Linked DNA regions of Mus musculus: region 1 is linked to region 2. The links are chromatin loops, found by intact Hi-C in ENCODE. Cell type or tissue: heart. All regions are shown on one strand.

Region 1 (2,500 bases), 100 kb before region 2:
TCGTCTGATCTACTTTAAATCTTTCAAAGTTAGTTTTAAACCTTTTTATTTAAACTATGAACATACAAACACTTTGCTTTTGAAATCTAAAATTTCAGTTATAATCGTGTGTGTGTGTGTGTGTGCGCGTGTGTGCACCTGTGTGTGCGGGTGTGCTCACTGATGCTTGTGTGTGTGTACACCAGAGACTGACAACAGGATATCTTCCTCACTGACTTCTCTACCTTACTTTATTTTACTGACGGCAGAGATAGACGTCTGTGCCAGGGTGGTTGACACCGAGCCTACCATTGTCATTGTGTAAACAGTATAGCTGTGAGGTGCTCAGTGTGAACCCCAAAGACCTCTGTAAAAAGTGTGGCAAGCATCCCCATAAAGTGACCCAGCATAAGAAGGGTGCAGGTTCCCTGTGGGCTTGAGGGTAGTGCGGCGATGAGAAGCAGAACAGCTATGGTGTGGAGACAAGCCAGTTCTCCAGCTGGCTGAAACCACAAAGAAGACTAGAAGTGCTGTGAACCAAGAAGGCACTGGCCATGGAGGGATGTAAACATATATGCTGAGAGGAGGGGAAAAGAGAAAGGGAGCCAAACTTTGTTCTTCCCATTTTGAGAAGGAAATACTGGAGCTGTAGAAAAAGTCAGAAGAAGTAGTGTTAGTACTTAAAGATTTGTTTAGGGGCTGGAGAGATGGCTCAGCAGTTAAGAGCACTGACTGCTCTTCTGAAGGTTCTGAGTTCAAATCCCAGCAACCACATGTTGGCTCACAACCTTCCATAATGAGATATGACACCCTCTTCTGGTATGTCTGAAGACAGCTACAGTGTACTTACATATAATAATAAATAAATCTTTTTTTGTTTGGTTGTTTTTTTGTTTTGTTTTTCGAGACAGGGTTTCTCTGTGTAGTCCTGGCTGTCCTGGAACTCACTTTGTAGACCAGGCTGGCCTTGAACTCAGAAATCCACCTGCCTCTGCCTCCCAAGTGCTGGGATTAAAGGCGTGCACCACCACCGCCCGGCATAAATAAATCTTTTTTAAAAGGATTTGTTTATTCTTATTTTATGTATATGGTGTTTTGTCTCCATGTATGTGCATGTACCGGTGCATTCAGTACCACAGAGGTCAGAAGAGAGCATCAGATCCCTAGAACTGGAGATGATTGTGAGCCTCTGTAGGTGTTGCAGATTGAAACCCGGTCTTCAGCAAAAGCAACAAATGCTTTTAACTGCTGAACCATCTCTCCACCCCCAGTGTTAGTATTTTTTAAAAGCAGTGGTTAGAAAGATTGTCCAAGTCTTAGTGTTAAGTACCCAAACCAAATTCGTCATTGTATTCTTTCCTTTTGGAATACATACTTTATTCTAAGTTATATATACACACACGTATATGCAACTGTGTGGGGTGTTGTACCTGCGGGTGCAGTGCTCTTGGAAGCCTGAAGAGGGCATCAGACCCTTTGGAGCCAGAGTTACCGATGCTTGTGAGCCACTAACTAGTGTGAGTTCCAGGACTGAACTTGCTTCCTCTGCAAGGCCATTAGGCATTCTCACCGGAGGAGCCAGCTTCTCAGCCCTATCATATTTCCTTTACAGGCATACATTCTCAGAAAAGAGAAAAGAAAAACAGTTATTTTGATTAAAAGCCCATTTGATGAAGCAGTAAGAACTCTTTAGTCTGGACTCGTGACTACATACCCTTGGTTCTCCATGGGACCAGTTGTGACATATGCATCCATAAAGTACTTCTGCGTGTCATAGTCACGGCTCCCTTCATGCACTGCTGTGCATTAGTGACTGGCACAGGCTGGTAAGATAAGTAAGTAAGGTCACACTAATCCTGTCCCTTTGAGGGAGTGTATCCGTTGCCAATAATAAAACTTTAGCTTTCAGGTAAATAATTAAAGTTTTAGAAGACATGCATTCTCTCTGTGAATGTGACAGTTTCCTTATACCTGGAGATGTTTCTGATATGCATCAGCAATAACACAAGTGCAGAGTATGGAAACATTGTTTAAACTCTAGGCATTGCAGTGCCTGCATGCCATCCCAGAGGCCAAAGCAGCTGTGCTCTGTAGTGAGATCCAGAGCAGACTGGCCTGTACAGCAAGACCCTGTCTCAAAAAAGGACATGGACAACCATCTAAAACGGCGTTAAAATCTTCCTCCTGGCCAAGCATGGGGCACACACCTCCCTGCACGAAGAGGGTAGGGGTAGGAGAACTGTTGCAAATTTGAGGCCAGCCTGGCCTAACAGCACAAATCAGTCCAGCCTGGGCTATAAACAATCCCTGACTTTAAAAAAAAATACATATTTCTCTCTAAAATGTTTCTTCAGATCTTCTTCACATACTTCAACCAAAGCAATATGTTATATGATAACTGACACAAAGCAGGAAAAGATATCACAACCCAGCACTGACAAAAATCTTTCTGTGCTCAAAAATTATGTGTATGTGTGGGAAATAAAGTGTATCTGTTCTTATAGGGTATAGCGTATTGTTT
Region 2 (2,500 bases):
GTTTCTGTCCTTGTGATAGCCTTTAAATAAAGGGCATCTTCCCAGAGACTAGAAGCTGTGTGTGTTAATCAGTTTCACATCCTGGAGCAGACGAAGGGCTTTTGCAGGGGGCACACACATGCACGAAAACTTGTATACGTTACAGGGGCTGCTAGTATAGTTCAGGATAGAGTTCTTGCATAGCCCTGGTTTGAGTTCCAGCAGCCACCACCCAGTAAGTCAAAAATGTGTAAACATTACAGAATATAGCAAACTTTGAAAATACATAGACTCTTTCCCAATACAGGAGCTCAGAAAAGACTTATGGGAGTTGTAGCAATTGCTTTGAATCGTTCTTGATGGAAAGAAGTTACTTCATAAACAGCACTGTAGTCAGCAATAGTGGCCATGCATGCTTAAGTGGCAAGGGAAGCTGAAGGCATGGAAAGCTAGCGTCAGGTCAGTTACTAAAAAGAGCTTTATTTTCCAGATGAGAATGAGTTATAACCTAGGCTTACTGACTGTTCAGTGGTCAGAAAGGAGCTTGAAGACGCTGACCAAGTGAGTTAATCTGCCCTGCAGCTAGCTGCCTTAGCTGTGTGCCATCCGTCTAGCTGGGCTCTTAGGAAGGCAAACACACACTTAAAGTTACTGTTTATATATAAATTTAATGCATATCTTAAAGCCCCATCTTGTTAAATTTTATTGTGAGGCAGTAATTTAAGGGCTTCATCCTAGCTCATAGAGAAAGGTGAGCAGATCTTTCCTTATTTGTCTCACTAATATTAAAACTTTTTTTCTAGCTAGTAATAATGGTGCTGATGCAGAAGTCTTTTTTGTTTTGTGTTGTTTGTGTTGTCCTGGAACTCACTGTTAGAAATGTTAAACACAGGATCTTGAAGTCTAGGGAAAGGTACCAAAACAGATGTCCATGCCGAGCACAGTGGAGACTCCATTGAAAGATAGCATGCACTGTATAAAGGACCAGGTCTCAGGGGAAAAAAGGAAAGGAAAGAAAAAGGAGGATGAAGAAACAGGTTTTTTAATGTTTGTTCCTCACTTTATGTTAATGAAGACCTGCCTATTTGTTAGCTATCAAGAGCTCAGGATTACCCATGTCAGGTGACAGGTTAGCCCAGTGTGGCTAGGTTCCTGTTGTGCAAGAAGATCTGGAAGCCTGGACTTTTATATAAATTGGCTTACTTTTAAAATTATTGCCAAGTGATGAGAAGGTTTCTTGGGAGTCAGGAACTGTCTGGGAAGGCCTGGCTTTGTAGTGCCCCCTGGTGGGCATTAGTGATTTTTTTTTCTTTTTTTCTTTTTTTTTTTTTCCTCGAGACAGGGTTTCTCTGTGTAGCTCTGGCTGTCCTGGAACTCACTCTGTAGACCAGGCTGGCCTTGAACTCAGAAATACGCCTGCCTCTGCCTCCCAAGTGCTGGAATTAATGGCGTGCGCCACCACCACCCGGCTTTTTTCTTAATTCTTGTAAATAGCTTGTAGAAAATGTTAACTCATTTTGCTTCTAAAAATCAACAGCTCATAATGTCTGTTTTTAAACATCCCTTTTTTTTTTTTCTGTAGAGGTACTTTAAAGTGCCTGTGTTTATTGTTAGGCCCTGTGCTAGGGCCTTGAAGATGTTGTGGAGAAGAGAACAAATTCTCTCAACCTTGATGTTGAAACTATCAGTATAAGGGATTGGAATTTCTTAAAAACAAAACAAAAAAACTTTAAGATTTCTTAAACAATGTGAATGTGGAGTGCATGTGGCACCCATAGGACAGCCTGGGGTGTCAGTCCTTAACAGTACTGTCTGCTGTCTACTGTGTACTGTGAAATAGTTCATGAGTGAGCTGTGAAACCATTAAATTGTGACCATTTACAACAAAACAGTGGCCAAGACGAAGTTGTTAGTGTTAATATCTCAGAACTTTGAAATACCCTTTCTGTTTTAAAAACACCTTGGCATCTTGCAGATTGAGACTCTTACCCATTTGAAAAGGAATGGAGTCTGTAATCTTGGCACTAGGGAGTGAGAGATAAAAGATTCTCAGTTTCAGAATGAGACTGATTCAAAACATGGGGAGAATATATATTAATTAACAAGAATCATCAAAAATGGATGTTTATTAATGGAAAACTGAAATGAGTGATTTAAGCTGCAGAAGAGAGCCATGAAGCAGCAGGAGGGAAGGGGGGAACACAGAGACCTTGGCTTTTAGTACACACTGAGCAGATGCAGCAAGGGCTCTTCATGGGCTTTAAAACGCCGATGTTGCTTCATTTACCCCCAGACTGCAATACTGACTGAAGGGCTAAAGTCACTGAGTAGGTTTTCCTGAGGCCAGTGGTTTAATGCACACTGTGGTTTCCCTTTTGTTGTTGAGGGGCTATGCTCTGGTAGACAGGAGCACCTATCAGATACTCAGTGACTAATTTTTGTTGTTGTTTTGGTTTTTGGTAGACTCTTGTCTAGACTGTAAGCACATTTTATGAAACTGGACAGCCAGGTCTCTTCTGTT

Evidence for each region. A loop is a pair of places that touch in the nucleus more often than their neighbours do. Peaks named below come from ENCODE experiments on the same cell type or tissue, not always from the same donor. Only the 100,000 strongest peaks of a DNase experiment are listed, where the experiment ranks them.
Region 1: a loop joins it to region 2, with 6 times the contacts of the local background. A loop is called at or near these places in 33 of 42 quality-filtered maps.

The regions. Positions count from the first base shown.
Region 1 is chr6:146,661,435-146,663,934 of GRCm38, forward strand. The region is part of intron 1 of 4930479D17Rik (RIKEN cDNA 4930479D17 gene); the gene reads left to right. Among named protein-coding and RNA genes, the nearest start is that of 4930479D17Rik, 5.5 kb to the left of the region's middle. In heart, a CTCF peak has its summit at 1,432 (motif pointing right); no DNase peak of the experiment used is centred here; H3K27ac peaks cover 324 bases.
Region 2 is chr6:146,761,262-146,763,761 of GRCm38, forward strand. The region is part of intron 3 of Stk38l (serine/threonine kinase 38 like); the gene reads left to right. Among named protein-coding and RNA genes, the nearest start is that of Stk38l, 38 kb to the left of the region's middle. In heart, a CTCF peak has its summit at 1,250 (motif pointing left); no DNase peak of the experiment used is centred here.